Regions from separate parts of the Mus musculus genome. Here region 1 is linked to region 2. A link is a loop called in an ENCODE intact Hi-C map of the cell type or tissue named here. Cell type or tissue: left cerebral cortex. All regions are shown on one strand.

Region 1 (8,000 bases), 190 kb after region 2:
GGTGACCCAGGGCCGCAAGCTGTATGGGATGCCCACTGACTTCGGCTTCTGTGTCAAGGTGAGGGCTGCACCTGACCCGGGCTGGGGGACAGTGACAGCTGCCTAAGGTCCAGTGTCCTACTTGTGGTTTTTGAGTGCCATGTTGAGGAACCCAGCCTCTTCTCCATCTACCTGAACTTTTGGATAGTCCTTGGGTCCTTCCCTGCCCGATGGCAGCTGAGCACAGAATCATATAGGGGACAGTCCGCTTCCTCTCCCCAGCCCAACAAGCTTCGAAACGGCCACAAGGGGCTCCACATCTTCTGCAGTGAGGATGAGCAGAGTCGGACCTGCTGGCTGGCTGCCTTCCGGCTCTTCAAGGTGAGACGCCTGGAATGGCTGTGGGGCTGGTCTGGCCTGATGGAGTCGACATAGCTCTGCCTTCAGATGTCTTCCCATGGAAGAGATCATCACCACCCAGCTCAGAACACCCACCAGGAAGGCCAGGCTCAGCCCTGCTGTTACCCCCCATCTCCTAGGCTCTCATAACCTCAAGCCCTCTTTTCCTCCCTGTCTCCAGTACGGGGTACAGCTATATAAGAATTATCAGCAGGCCCAGTCTCGTCACCTGCGCCTATCCTATTTGGGGTCTCCACCCTTGGTGAGTGTACTCTTCTGGGGTACGGGAAAGAGAAGTGGGTATGCAGGCTCAGGGCAGCGATTCTGACCCTTCCCCTCTTCATTCTGTCCTCTCTTCAGAGGAGCGTCTCAGACAATACCCTAGTGGCTATGGACTTCTCTGGCCATGCGGGGCGTGTCATTGATAACCCCCGGGAAGCTCTGAGTGCCGCCATGGAGGAGGCCCAGGCCTGGAGGGTAAGGGCCTTCACCCATCTGAGCCTCTGCTGCACTGGTTCCCAGTGGGCTTTCATGGAGTGGGAGGAGGAAGAGGGTGTGGGGAGGCAGTGGGTACCAAGGGTACCCTGACTTCCATGTCTCCCATTGCAGAAGAAGACAAACCACCGTCTGAGCCTGCCCACCACATGCTCTGGCTCGAGCCTCAGCGCAGGTGGGTGATGGTCTAGAATCCCTAGGGTGGGCTACGTTGCTACTCGGAGTGGTCTTGGCTGGGGTGGGGGAGTTCCCTTCCCTGAATGATCAACATTTCTTTTCCTCTGACCCCAGCCATTCATCGCACCCAGCCCTGGTTTCATGGACGCATCTCTCGGGAGGAGAGCCAGCGGCTAATTGGACAGCAGGGCCTGGTGGATGGGTAAGGGGCTGGGCTGGGCTGGGTAACAGACCTGGGGACCAACAAGGAAGCAGCTGCAACCAGGAGTCCCTGATAATGCTGCTTTGTCTCCCCCAAGTGTGTTCCTGGTCCGGGAGAGCCAGAGGAACCCACAGGGCTTTGTCCTGTCCTTGTGCCATCTGCAGAAAGTCAAGCATTATCTCATTTTGCCAGTGAGTAACTAACTCCCTTACTCCTAAGGTGGGTTCTTGTAGCCTGGGAACCATGACTTGAAGCCCCACGATGCACCTCCTTTCTCCCTGTACAAGAAACGGGGGGCCAATTGCTGTCCCCACCCACGGGCTGCTCCTCTGCCCGGGACCCCTCCCTGACCTGCCTTCTGGCCACACCACAGAGCGAAGATGAAGGTTGCCTTTACTTCAGCATGGATGAGGGCCAGACCCGTTTCACAGACCTGCTGCAGCTGGTAGAATTCCACCAGCTGAACCGAGGCATCCTGCCCTGCCTGCTGCGCCACTGCTGTGCCCGTGTGGCCCTCTGAGGCCGCACAAGCTACTGCAGCCATGGGTTTGCCTACCACCTTTCTGTTCTGTGGACTCGGTGCAGGTGGGTGGGGTGGTAAACAGTGGAAGAGCTCCTCCCCCCAATTTTATCCCATTTTTTAAAAACCTCTCTCAACCAGTGAAACATCCCCTAAACCTGTCCATCCCTGACTCCTGTCCCCAAGGGAGGCATTGTGGTCCTGTCCCCTTGGTAGAGCTCCTGAGGTACTGTTCCAGTGAGGGGCATTATGAGAGGAGCGGGGCAGCCCAGGAGGTCTCATACCCCACCCGTAATCTGTACAGACTGAGAGGCCAGTTGATCTGCTCTGTTTTATACCAGTAGCAATAAAGATTATTTTTTGATACATCTGTGAGTCCTGTCTGGCAAGAACATGTCAGAGAACCAGCAGAGGTGAAGGTCTTGGTCAACTAGAATATACCCTGAGGACAAAAATGGTGTCAGCTGCCAGAGAGCGTCCAAATCCTAGCAGGTATCCTGGCGCAGCCTGGAGTGTCAGTCAATACTGGTTAAATGGATGAATGGACACTGAATAACAAGGAATGGTGCTTTTCTTTCATTTTTTTTTTAAACTTAAAATTATGTCTGTGTGTATATAAGTATGTGTGTGAGTGCACGCAAATGTTCAAGGAGGCCAGAAGGGGGCGCTGGATCCCTCCAAGCTGTAGTTAGAGTCAGCTGTGTGCTGATATGGATGTTGGTAACCAAACTCAGGTCTTCCACAAGAGTAGTACATGCCTTTAACCACTGGGCCATCTCTTCAGTCCCCCTCCTCCAAGGGACTGGGCTTTTCTGACAGCCTAGATCTGGGACCTGTGATGCATGCCTAGAATCTCAGCACTCCGGCAGCAGCTACAGGAAGAAGAGTTCAGGGCCAGCCTGGGCTGTATGAGACCCTGTCTCACCACCTCCCTTCTCTCCACAAACCAAAGCAAGACGAGTCAGCAGTTGGTGGACAATGAGTCCTGACTGACAGACGGATGCCACAGGGGAGAGTGGTCTCACTTCCCTCACGCCCCTGTTTTCTACCAACCTCTTCGCCCTCTCTGCAGTCCCCAGATCTGCTCTCTGTCCCTATAGTCTCCCTCACTCAGAAAGCCTGGAAGGGAAGGGACACGCAGCCCCGAGTCTGTCTTCTCTCTCCAGCCCGTCCTTCAACTTCCAGAGTGAGTTCTGTACTGTGCAAGTGTGCCCACTGCTCAGCCAGGCTGTGTTTTCCCAGAGTTTCATCCCTTCACTGAACGGGAGCCTTAAAAGAACGCACGTCCAACGACACCTGCACCTCCTCCTCCAGTTGGAGAACAGTTTTTAGAATGTGAATCCTAAGTAGATTGTATTTTGAAAAAAAAAAAAAATCAAACAACTTTGATTCCATCAAACTCATTTCCCAGAAATACAAGAACACATGAGTTGACATGAGACAGTTATCAAAATCTGGACCAGGAAACAGGATAGCTCAATTTCTACTTCAGTGACAGAAATGACAAGAAATTTAGACATGACAGCGAAATGACACAAACTCGCTGTAAAAATATATTCACGAGTAACTGGGGGACCAAGATGAGTCATCCTTTAAGCCTGTCTGAGGAGTTAATCTGTCCCCCCCAAGAAAACCCAGCACCTGAAGTCCCAGGCAGGGGAGCTCACCCCTTCTATGTCAACTAGCAGGTCAGAATCCCTGAGATCGACAGGCCTTCCACTTTACACATAGGAAACTGAGCCTCAGAAAGAGTGACCCACCTGGGGTCACAGAGAAAGTTAGAAACGGCCAGTCCAGCCTGCAGACCGTAGATACCATCTTTTCCAGCCCTGGGGGAGGATGGGGGGGGGTGCTAAGAGCTATGAGGGATGGCATCTACCACCTGGTGGGAGGAGAGACCCTAGTTCTGCAAGTTGTCCTCTGACTTCCTCTGCTACACATGTATCATGGCCTGTGACCTTCCATATAAATAAATAAATAAATAAATAAATAAATAAATAAATAAATAAATAAATAGTTTTGAGGGCTTTCAGAGTGGCTCAGCGGCAGGGTATCAGTGGTTGGAAATGGGCCTTGTGATTGGAGTTGAGGAAAAGCTGTGTGGGAGTGAGACGTGCTGTGGGCACACCACGCACACGTGATTATGGAAGGCTTGTGCATCCTTTAACCTGCCAGTTTCTAAGGCCTGGCACACGGTAGAACCCCTTCCTTCTGGGTACCTGCCTACTTTCCCCGTCGGATTCCAGCATATTTTAACCTCCGCCAACCCTGGTCTACCCTGCTCTCTCACAATCATCAGTTTCTATACGGATTTCACAGTTTTGGGTTCCCTCCTCCCAAGCTGTAGAGCCGCCCAGTCCCACGCGTCTAAGGGATGAACTTGGTATTCTTCCTGCAACCCCTCACCACTGGACGACGGGGTGGTGAAGGGACCTGGAGTGGGTTTAGTGAATAAAGAGAGGCTCCAGGCTGGTGAGACCGGGTTGGAGTTGGAGAGCGCATGCACGCCGGGAGTCCCACCCACACAGATGTGTGCAAGGTGATCCGGTGTCCATGGCTGCCCTCCTGCGGCCAACTCGCCTGCACGACAACACAATTGCTGACAACCTGACGTTTTTTTTGAACGAGGACCCAAATACTCGCCGTCGGTCCCTGGACCCTTCCTAGGGTCTGCAGCGACATCACATCTTGAATCCTTCCCCGCGCAGCGCCGTGCCGGCAGGTGCGCGCAGCAGCCTCGGGTTGGCGCCCCGCGAGCCCCCCCCCGCCCCCCCCGCCCCCCCCCCCCGGGATCCCGAGCGAGTCCAGCCACGCGGCTGCAGTGTCACCCAGCGGCCATTCCTGGAACTACAGGCGACACCTCCCGAGGTTCCCCTGCCCCTCCCCCGTTTCAAAGCCGCGCTCAGGGGCGCGGGGAGCTCCTACCTCGCTGCAGTGCCCGGAAGGGCGGGGCGCGGCGCGGCGCAGCGATGGCGCTGGGCTGTGACCCTGGCGGTTTCACTTCTGGATCCCGCTTTGCTGGGAGAGGAGGACTTGGGTGGGGAGGGCAAGGGCGGTACCTGCGGGCAGGCGGGGTCTGGCGCTCGGGACCCCTGGGGTGTCACGCGACCCACGCCTTCCTGCACTTACCTTCCACCCGCCCCGCCCCCTCCTCCCCCAGGCTCCATTCCGCGGTCCCCAGATCTGTTGCGTGTCCGCAGCGGCCACCGCCCCGTCGAGGCTGCAGACCCCCAAGAGGCGCTGGGCGGCGTGGGCGGCAGAAGGGGAGAGCTGTGAAGCCGCAGGCTCCGGGTTAATCTGCAGGCTGCTGGGACGCCTGGCTGTTTCTCAGAAATATAGCTGCCCCTTCCCTCACCCTCTTGGCTCCCACCTTGCACCTCACCCTTTCACCTCTCCGGAGCCCTTCCTGGGTTGTCTCTCCTAGGTTCCCTGACCCCAGGAATCGGTATCCACCCTGAGAAAGGGGTGTAGGGCACCCCAACCCCCACATCCAGAGCTTCCCACAGATGAAGAGTCAGGAGGAGCCTGGTACCTCTCTGTCCTTACAGACAATTGAGAAAGTGACCTCTTGCGAGAATGTTAGGCTACACTCTTCACCTCCCGTGGCCACCCTCTAGAAGCCCCGAGGTGTAGAGAAAGGAACGGGAACAGGATTCTCTCTCCCCGGGGTTTGTTTTTGTTGTTAGAGGACAGGTCTCTAGAGTCTACTAGAGCAATGGGGTTGACGTTGAGCTTAGAGTCCCAGCCCAAAGAAATCGGAAAGATTCACGACTCCAGGGAAAATTAAAGTCCAGAAAGTGAAACACTCGAGGTCACACAGCAAGTCGTGAGGCTAAGACTGAGACCGGAATATGAGTACCAGCACCCAAGCTGTCCAGAGCTTTGCTGAGGTCCTCTCTCCCTAAAACACACACAGGAAAGGCTGAGAATGTCATTCCAGTGGGGGTGGGATGGGGCTTGAGCTGGTGGTGGGACAAAGTTGGGGGAGGAGGTAGCACGTGCCCCCCTGGTTCCCATCCAGAGCTGTGGTTTATTTGACTGGGCTGCTCTTCTGGGCCAGGGGGCAGAGGGGTGGTGGTGGGGTTGATGGGAAAAAGATTCTGGGGCTTCCTGCCCCCTCACTACTGGGTAGGGGGCGGCGGTGGCGGTGGTGGCAGGTTACATCACTCACAGGCACTCTAACCTCCGTTCTTTCCATCGGAGACCTTTTTCCTTGTGCTTGTTACATATGGGGGGAAAGCTCTGCTATTTGGGGGCAGGGAGGCAGCTGCAGACTTCACAGGTCAAGACAAGAGTTAAAAACAAAACCGCAACAAACTCAACACCCGTGTCCTTCAGGGACTTTCCATGACACCTTCCTTCCCCCTTTCCCCCAAGCCAAGGAGCACCTCCCTAGAGGGCCTCCCCAGCCCAGGTGCAGTGGCTTTTGGCTTTTATGCAAACAACCGTCTGCCCGGGGATGCTCCAGGGGCAGAACTTAGGGCCTGGGTGAACCATCCCACTTTACCACTTACCTCGGGCCAATCCTGGCAGTCTGGACTCTAATGCCCTGGGGGTTTAAGGATGGGTTGGAGGGAGAGGAACTTGGTCCTTGGCCTCCCTGCCCTCAGGTGGCAGTTGCTTGCAGGTGGAGGTTTGGGTCCTTCAAACTTGCAGGTGGCCTGGGTTGTGCAGTGATGTTGGGGGTGGGGAAGTCTGCAGGTGTCGGGTGGCTTCTCTTGCTGGGCTCATCACCCCTTTAAGGCAACACTGGTCCCTGGAGCTAGGGAAACTTAGGCTGGAAAGAATACCCCCTCCCCCATCTCCTCGGAAAAAGAGTTCAAGGCCTCCTTGTCTTCCCTTTCTCTCCCGCAGCTGATTCTGCTTGGGAGGGAGTGGGCTTGGGGAAGTCCACATATATGTCTGGCTTTTGACTAAGGGAAAGCTACTTTTAAATGCTTTACTCTAACATACAAGGCTAGGCTGCTCTCCATCCTCTTCTGCGCTGAAGGAGTTGCTGCTCTAAGTCCTCAAGCATGTCAGCGGTAGAGCTGTTTGACCCCACCACTGATCTGCTTAGGACTGAACTTACTAAATCCAAATTGCAGAAGCCCCGAGGCAGACATGTGTGTCCAACCTTTTGACATCATGATATGATGGTATCATCTGCAAAGTCCCCATCCGAGAACTGCACGAGCAAATGCATCGAAACCTTCATGTTTAAGTTGATGGCTTGTGTGTTGGATCGCGTTCAGGGTTATCCTTGGCTATACGTGATCCAGGAGGGGCCTAGGTTCTACATGCCTTTGGGTGAGTCTATATGAACTGGGCAGGAGGCTAGAGCAGTCGTACCCCTCCAACTGTCTTGAGTAAACACTGGATAATAAGGCAGGGATGTATCATTCTTTTTTGGGAGTCTCCCATGCCACACTTCAACTGAAGTTTGGGTCCCCGAGTATCTACAGACTGTATGTAACTTGGCTGAGTTTAATGAGTGCAACCTTGAGTTTCTCACTGTTTCTGAGAGCCTCAGTTGAGAACTTCCTTGACTTCCCTGCCTATCTCAAAGGCTCTCTGTTGGAGGGGAGGGTGGTGAAGCAATGTAGATCAGGGAGATGTTCTGGGGGTGTTGTTCCTGGTATGTCCCTGTCCACTGGAATCCCTAGTGAATTTCAAAGAGTTGTGTAGATCCAGAACCCTGCTATGGCCTCAGAGACCAGTGGTGCACCATAGCAGGCTCAGCAGTGTGCCTGGGGTGAGACTTCTGTGGTAATTCCACTGATTTTGAGACTTAGACTTTAAGAAAAACCTAAGACAAAATGATGGAAATATTCCTCTGGGCAGAATGTCCTGTGGACATTCTGACAGGAGCCATGACAAATGACAGACATACACCAGGACTAATTTTAAACACATCAGGATTATATTTATTTATCACTGTTAAAAAAAAATTAAACACAGTAAAGAAAACTTGACAATACTAGCAAGCTGCTTTATACAGGAGATGCAGTCCTTACATTCTGGCGAGGTTAGCAAGGGCTTCACTCAAAGTGGACTTTGGAGAGACGGTATGGGGTGGGGAGTACAGGCCTGAATCCTGATGGAGGGATTCAGGTAAATCTCTAGAGGGAGGAGGGAAGAGAGACACCAGTGCAAGGGATGTTTCTGAGAAACACAGGCAGGGGGAGGCTGATAGCACAGGCCTTGTGGTAACTTCTAGGTGAGGGTCCCCTGAGCTCCAAGCCTCCT
Region 2 (8,000 bases):
CTTTAACCTCGGGTCAGTAGGTGGAGACAAGCAGATACTAAGGTCAGCCAGCGCTACATAGTGAGACACTGTCTTAAATTAGACTCCTTCACAGCCAGTTAGATAGCTTGTAAAAGTGCCTAGTCTAGCAAATTGAGATCTATCCCTAGAACCCACATAATGGAAGGAGAGAACCAATACCTGCAAGTTGTCCTTTGACCTCCACAAACACTGGCACAGGCATCCCTCCCATACACATATACATAAATGTAATTTTGAAAAAAGAATGGCATGCAAATTTTACAAATAATTTTTAACAATATAACTAAATTGTTGGGAAGAAAGTGGTAGTCATAGCCAAAGATCTTAATGCCCGTAGAGTTACCCCAAATTTTCAAAGAACCCTTGGCCCCAAACTAAGGGACTGATACTAGGGAAAACCTCCTCAGAGGCAAAGTGAAAAATTCATACCAAATCTCAGCTTAGGTTCTTTGTCATTATAATAAATTTATGTCGGAAGAATCCAAATGGAGAGAGAGCACCTTGAGGCAAGGCTAGAGGGAGTTTCACTGAATGGGATATGGAATCATGACTCAGGAGAGTTGGTGGGCACCTTCTGCCTTTCTCTTATTTGTAGAGCTAGGGGAAGCTATTTGGTGTTCTTGGACCGTGCATAAGGAAAAGTGTTGCACAGTGGTCAGAACCAAAAATAAGCTTATCAGGGCTGGCCTATGGGACAGATACTATAAGTCATCTCATCCTGGGGCTGGGTCTGCTGTACCTCCTTATGCTTGCTTTTACTGGACATAAAAAATTGGGAACCTGTTAGTAGCAAAAAGGAAAATGCTGACGAAAGCAGCAAAATGCTGAGCAACATGAAGATAGTTAAGGTCTGTGTTAGGGATCTACCAACTGATACTGTCCGTGGATAACAAGGAGACAGATCCCATTGTGTATCATTTGTGGTCAGTCCACTGCATTATAGTTGAAAGAATATAGGAATATGGGGTTAATCTCCATGCAAAGACTTTGTTCCTGCAAAGGAAATGCACAATAAACCTAGTTACCCAAATTGCAACTAATCTACTCTTGTAAACCTTTCTGTTTCATAACTAAGGCCATTTTCTGACTTTAAACTCCTTAAAGAAGCTGTGATGAACAAGAGAACCTCCAATTGAAGATGGTGGTCTGGTCTAAAGTTATGTTACCCCCTCCAAGTTAGAATCTTGCATTAACCATAACATGCATTGGCCTCTATAGTATTTCTGTGTTTCACAGCTTGTATTCTATTAAATTTTCTGACATATACCTTAAGTATCAGGGCCATGGTTTTTTACTTATCATCCTGGGAACTAGTCTTTGGAGGTAGGAATCTGGAACAGTCAGCTCTTCTGGAAGAATTCTTAAGATTCATTTGCCACTTTGGGGGCATGTAGGTTTAAGAGAATTGGAGAAAAAGCAACCATCATACTGTTACTGTTACTGTAGCTGTCAACATTGTAATCTCCGATGCATGACCACATACCCTCTTTGCACTGGTTGCTTGTCCTGTGTCTAATGTAGCTTCTTATTTTTCTTTGCAGATAGCAGCAGCAGGGATGGCCTTTGAAGAACTCCAGACACCCATCAGTTACCTTGCATCCAGAGCCTCTCAAACAATCTCATTCACAATACTTGAAGCCAGGTAGGGACTTAAAGCCAGTCAGAAGCCACTGGCCTGATTGTACATGGAGTAGCACCCCACTTGTGACAAGGGCAGTTTCTTCTCTGAAATCCCCAAAAAAGTGTCCTGAGTTTTTATTTGGCCCTATTCTGGTATCCTACCTAGTAGTTAACAAGCTCTCTCCAGCTAGAATGAGTGAGCCCTCTCTAACAGTAGCAGTTACTTCATTCCTGTGTTACCAGATAGATATGCCTCTACACGGGAGTACTGACATTATTATTCAGTTACTTTCAACCTCCTTTAGGGTGAATATCTCCCTTACCCATACCCCTTCATATACAAAACACTTTTCCCCCAAAAGCTGTTTTTTGTTTTGTTTTCTATTTCTTTTTTTTTTAATATTTATTTATTTATTATATATAAGTATACTGCAGCTGTCTTCAGACACACCAGTCAGATCTCCTTAAGGATGGTTGTGAGCCACCATGTGGTTGCTGGGACTTGAACTCAGGACCTTCAGAAGAGCAGTTGGGTGCTCTTATCCGCTGAGCCATCTCACCAGCCCTGTTTTCTATTTCTTTAAGTCAAGATAGGACAATGCTATCTCTTCTTGCCTCTAATGAACTTCACTGCCTTCTTTCTAGGTTCAGTGGAAAAGTCCACCTATCCAAACACTGCATGAGACACCAGAAGTGGAGGCCTGCAGCTCTGCAGTCATTCCCAGAGCCGGCATCTCCACCTTCCCTACCTGAGAGTAGGTACGGTGTTTCACTCACTTCACAGATGATGGGTGGCCTCTAGCTCTGTCTCTATCACTCGTGTTTATTTCCTTTCCCTGCCTCTCATATGAACTGGGACTCTAGGTTCTACATCTAGTTTCTCAAGGAATATTTTTGTTCAGTGTCTCCAAAAATGGAAGGCGTTTGTGACTCAGCTCTTCTTCTCAGTAGTTTCCAAGTCCTAGTATTTAGGATGCCCTTCTAGTGTCCATCAGGTGTCCATCCCTTTTCTGTAGTTTAGAACCGTTTCCCTCCTGTTTAGCAGGTAGTGGAGGTAGTAAACAGACTGTGATGATGGTGAAGAACGATCCAGTAACACATAGCCTCCCTCTTGAAAGCTGAAATTTTGAAGGCTTAACTGGAAGAATACCTGGCTCTTTTGAGTGTTTATCTAGTGTCTGTTCTTTAGGACCAGTATCTTGCCTCTGTCCCTAACACCCACATATCCCAGCGAATGGAAAAGGAACAGCTCTAGCTAGGGTATAGTCTACCAGTAGATGTTACTCTTGTAACTATGATGTCAGCTTTATTCTGGGCTCTATGGAGAGTTGTCAGGGTTAGAGCATCTTCCTGCCTCCCGGATGCTAGCGGTGACCCTGTCTTATCCTTTAGACTTTCTGACTTCTCTCTCGGCAGTGCTTCTCACCTCTGCAACCCAGACAGCCAAAGCAGCAGGTCCAGATAAGTGCCTCTGGATCCATCCCATAAACAACCATCAAACCCAGACACTAGTCAGGTGCTGTTTCCTAGAAGCATGTGTGTCAGAGTTGTTAGAAAGCAGGACATGTCAGAATGTAGTCAGGTACTACATGCCCATGAACTTCCCTAATGGCAAAGGTTACAACTGCTATTTAGTTGTCTTATCAGTCAGGTTACCTGACCAGTGGGGCAACTGCAGTTCTGATTTCTACCACACGAGGGCACTGCTGGCCAATTAAAATCCAAGCCCCTTAGGAAACAGATGGATGAGGGCGCTCTTTTCAGGGAATGATCAGAAACACTCCCAGAGAGCCAGAGAACCTGGCCCAGAAGCCAAAAAAATAACTGATACCACTTGTAATTCCCTTAAAATGGCCTGAGGCCTAAATACTTGGTCTTTTGGGCCTGTGATTGAGTGGATACCCAGCTGAACTTAAGTTCCAGGAGCTATGTCTTCTTCAAGGTTTGCCTGACTCCAGCTGTTTAACCCACTGTCCTCATCCCTTCAAGATGTTGAGTTCCAGTCCAGGAGGATGGGGTTGAATGGTTTCACAAGGGAAAAGGTTTTCTACAAGTATTCAAAGGAAAGTGTCTTTGTGAGAAAGTATGGAAAGAATGGAGTCTAAAATAGTGGGTGACCTCATCTCTCCCCCTGACAGCCAACCCCCACCCCCAACACAAACCTACAGGATTCAAGTTTAATAGATCTTTGTGTCTGTTTGGGCAAACCACATCTAGGACTCTAGAGAGCTCTGAGCCAAAAAAAAAAATGTATCAGAAAACAGCATGGTGGGGACTCTGTGCCATGTCATGACTCGCTGGGCATGCCAAGTGGCTTGGGATCCTGTGGGACTGAGGACCCCACAGTTTATACTCAGTCAGAATGAACAGGCTCAGGGAGATGACAGGGTCTTCTTCCTTTTCCTCCTTCCCCCATGCCTGAAGGCCCCTCCCCAGGAGGACAGCTTGATTAAACAGTCGGTGCTGCTGGAATTACTGCACAGCTGGTGCTCCCCCCAGCACCCCGAGCAGAGCAGCAGTGCAGATTAAAATCTCCAATTAGCGTTAAAGTGAAGTGAGGAGGTGCTGAGGCTGCCAAGGCAGCCAGGCCGAAACCCTGAGTTGGCACCCTCGCTCATGCCTGATTCTGAGTGCTACCCTTAGTCACTCCTTTGTGAGTCCTTTTCTGACAGTGCTCAGTGTCTGTTAGACTTGTATCACTTGAGGGGGACCTTGGGTTGGAGGCAGATGTCTTAACTGGTAAAATGCTAGGACTTCATAAATTGGAAGAAAGCAAGATCAATCAGTGATTGTGAAGCGCTGTGGACAGCCAGGCTATGGCAAGTGCTACTGCTGCTGTGTTTTGCTTACAGAAAGAGTCAACAGGACAGATCCCTTGGAGCTTAAGGTGCTCAGGGGCATGGTGTCCACATGAACATACATCTGTGTATATTTGATCCTATCTGTCCTATCTGCTCCCACCCAAATTATGGCTCCTTTCCTCCTCTCTCCATTTTTCTCTTAGCCTTCTTATAGGCATGAGTAGGCATAGCTGAGCCCCAGAGTGTCCCTATGCCTTTCCACCTGGGTCCTAGCTAGTTGCTCTTTATCTTCCTAGTTTGGAGAATAGCAGAGGTAGGTATTATACCAAGACGAATCAGACCTTTCCCTCCTGAACATCTTACCCACTCCAGAGATCCCTCTGCCCTTTCCTTTTGTTCCTTGCCTGTCAAATTCAGAAGCAGGGTAGAACAGCTAGCCACACTATCTAACTGCCCTCTGCCCCTTTAAGAGAAATGGAGGTGGTGCCTAGCTGACTTAACCTACTCACACCTCAAAAAATTAGACACCAGGGCATGGTGCCACTCTCCCAGACTGGCACATGCTACCCTGGCAGAGGTTCAAGCACACCCCCATGTCATATTCCTACCCTACATCTTCCTCTACTCTCTCTCTCCCCACATCTTTTTTTTTTTTCCTCAGCTCAAAGCACAGCTGAGCCTTAAAAGGGGGGTGGGGGTGGAAAGACCAAGCTGGGGCAGGGGGGTGTAGTGCGCCAATAGCACGTTTTCACCTGCCATTTAATTGGATGTATTTTTAATTAATGGGACCTCAGGGACCAACATGAGACAATCTGATCTCTGAATAGGGACAGGGGAGGGATTGGATAAGGGAGGAGGATTGGGCCACTGGGTGCGGTTACCAGGAATCCGGGCCCATCAATCACTGGCCACTTTGCGTTCTGGCATGGAGAATAGCGAGGTGGAAGAAAAGGGGAGGCATTGGGGAAAGGTGCCAGGATTTCCCCCCAACTGGCAGGACCTCCAGAAGAGATGGAGTTGTGCTGATTTACTCAGGTTTGCAGCTTAAATTTGCAGCCAGAATTGTAGGTAAGGCTGTGCTCTTGCTCCTGCAGTTTTGACTAGATGGGTTGATCTCAGAGAGTATAACACTATGGAAGGGGGGTGGGGTAAAACTTTGAGGTCCCTGAAGAAAAAGGGTAAGAACTAGGGACCATGGACCTGGGGCTGTGGTAGAGGAAATCTGAAAGGGGTAGAGTTGGGGGCCATTTCTACACATTTCGATAGGAAATAAGTACCATAGCAGTTACATGGAAAATGACACCCAAATGAGATCTGGTGAATTTGGGTCTGAATCTTAGAACATTAATGTTATAAAGACGGGAACTTGGAGCTCATCTTATCTGACTCATTCCTTATACAGATGTGGAAGCCAGACCCAGAGAGGAAGAACAAATTGAATCCTGCTCTGAAGTTGCTTTATGTTCTGGATTTGGAGAGTTCCTGGGAGCATTGGGCAAGAAAAAATAGGTAGGTAAGGAGAGAAGAAAGTCAGATGAAAAGTGTAAGCAATGTGTTCTGTCCTCCACTGCCTGAAGTCTCATGTCGCTGGCTCCTGATTGTTGGAGCAGTTTAGGAAAGTCAGCAGATAGAGTTTATAAGAGACACAGTGGGGAACCATACCCTTTGTGTGGCCTGTTCCAGAGGTAATTATCCTTCAGCCCTCTCTGTAGAATTCTGCCATGTTTTAAGGTCTAAGGGAAAGAAATGCTTCAGCTACCTCAACTATTAACCAAAAGGCAAATCTACCAAGGAAAACTACATTTTTCCTAGTGGAAATCTTATCACAAGTTTCCATGCTATAATAAAAATGATTGGAAACTGTTATGCTAAAGTGTCCGGGGTAGTTTACACCTCTTGTCCCACTACTACAATAAAAACAGTGGTAAAATGCAAGGCCCTACAAGAAAGCTAGGAGTGTTCCTGGATCCATGTAGCTCTAGAGTCTTAGGTCCCCTCTGGCTCTTACAGTGATGGCTTTCCTGGCGAGAAGGATACATTTCCAGTCCAGCTATCTATACCCTGTTCCCTTACTTCCTTTATTGTCTATATGCTAGGGCCAGGGAGAGAAGGATGAATGAAGGTAATGGAAGGATTTCCTACCAGTTTCCCAAAGGTGGCATTTCTCAAAATTTTCCTGTCTTAAAATCTTCAAAATTCTTTGATCTGTGCTTTATGAGGCTAAACTGGGGTGGAGGCAAGATAGGTTGGAGGGTTAAAAGGCAATACCAGTAGAATTCACCACGCTTTCCGACTCCCATCCTTACCTTCCTTCCACTCCTAGAACTGTCTTCTTTTTTAGTAACCTCAGGCCCTTGAGAAACACAGGATCTGCCTCTAGCTTCCAACCTTTTCCTGATCTGCCTTAGACTGTCAGGGGCTGTCATGGTCTGTTACTCACAGACAGGGTGAGAAGCCCTCATATTCCCCTAGGACAGTCTGGAAAAAAATCCTTCTAGGCCCCATCCTGCATCCAAGTGCCTCAGGGCTGTTGGTATCAAGAAACTGTGCCAAAACCTGTCCTGTCAGGGGGATGAGGAAGAAGAGAAGATAGTGTTGATGCTTTAGAACTGAGACCTGTCGTTCCACCCATGGGACTGGCTGCTCAATGTAGTGCAGGACAGTCATAGTGAATATTGTTTGAGGATAGGTGGCTACTGTTGACAGAGCTGCTCTTTCAAGTCTGACATACAGAGCAGTGAAGATAGCACAAAGCAAAGGAAGAAAGGTATCTATTCTCTGTAGAAAAGCCTCCTCCGGGGCTGGTGAGATGGCTCAGTGGGTAAGAGCACCCGACTGCTCTTCCAAAGGTCAGGAGTTCAAATCCCAGCAACCACATGGTGGCTCACAACCATCCCTAACGAGGTCTGACTCCCTCTTCTGGAGTGTCTGAGGACAGCTACAGTGTACTTACATATAATAAATAAATAAATTTAAAAAAAAAAAAAAAAAAAAAAAAAGAAAAGCCTCCTCCTCTCTTTATAGGCCTTGGTGACTGGGTCACCTCTGCTCCAGGTGTTGGAGGCACAGGAAAGCAGTCACCGTGCATTCTGAATGTCCTTTGAGGGACTAGAGCTGCTTTCCCTCCTTCTAATTCTGCCAGGCCTGACACCCACTTCCAAGGTTATCCCAGGGTGTCAGATCTATAGCCTTAAGTCCAAGACTAGAACCTGCTAAGAAGTCCAGAAGAAACTCAGGCCCTTTGTGGGAAAATACCTAGATATGAAATAAATATAGTAGAAAAAGATAGCAGCACCAAGAATTCATTACATTCTGGGATTAGTCAGCATTGGCCTAGTATTCCTCCCTTCAGTTTTCCTTTCTTTTCGTTTTGTTTTGTTTTGTTGAGACATGGTTTCTCTGTGTAGCCCTGGCTGTCCTAGAACTCACTTTGTAGACCAGGCTGACCTCGAACTCAGAAATCCGCCTGCCTCTGCCTCCCAAGTGCTGGGATTAAAGGCGTGGCCACTACTGCCCGCCTCCCTTCAGTTTTCCCATGGGTGAGAATAGATCTGGAAG

The links. Peaks named below come from ENCODE experiments on the same cell type or tissue, not always from the same donor. Only the 100,000 strongest peaks of a DNase experiment are listed, where the experiment ranks them.
Region 1: it touches region 2 in a loop (10-fold over the local background); 17 of 42 quality-filtered maps call a loop at or near these places.

Annotation. Positions count from the first base shown.
Region 1 is chr11:98,453,234-98,461,233 of GRCm38, forward strand. It overlaps Grb7 (growth factor receptor bound protein 7), which reads left to right. Exons shown (of 15, transcript NM_010346.2): 8 at 1-58; 9 at 262-360; 10 at 560-640; 11 at 739-855; 12 at 988-1,048; 13 at 1,165-1,252; 14 at 1,350-1,443; 15 at 1,626-2,140. The coding sequence ends at 1,772. It also overlaps a transcript of Mien1 not described here. Among named protein-coding and RNA genes, the nearest start is that of Grb7, 10 kb to the left of the region's middle. In left cerebral cortex, CTCF peaks have their summits at 317, 2,436 (motif pointing right) and 4,618; DNase peaks (open chromatin) are centred at 4,330 and 4,580; H3K4me3 peaks cover 1,213 bases; H3K27ac peaks cover 654 bases.
Region 2 is chr11:98,261,908-98,269,907 of GRCm38, forward strand. It overlaps Mir5119 (microRNA 5119), which reads left to right and starts at 699; the gene lies at 699-755. It also overlaps a transcript of Cdk12 not described here. In left cerebral cortex, a CTCF peak has its summit at 3,324 (motif pointing right); DNase peaks (open chromatin) are centred at 2,530, 3,346, 4,344 and 4,972; H3K27ac peaks cover 1,497 bases.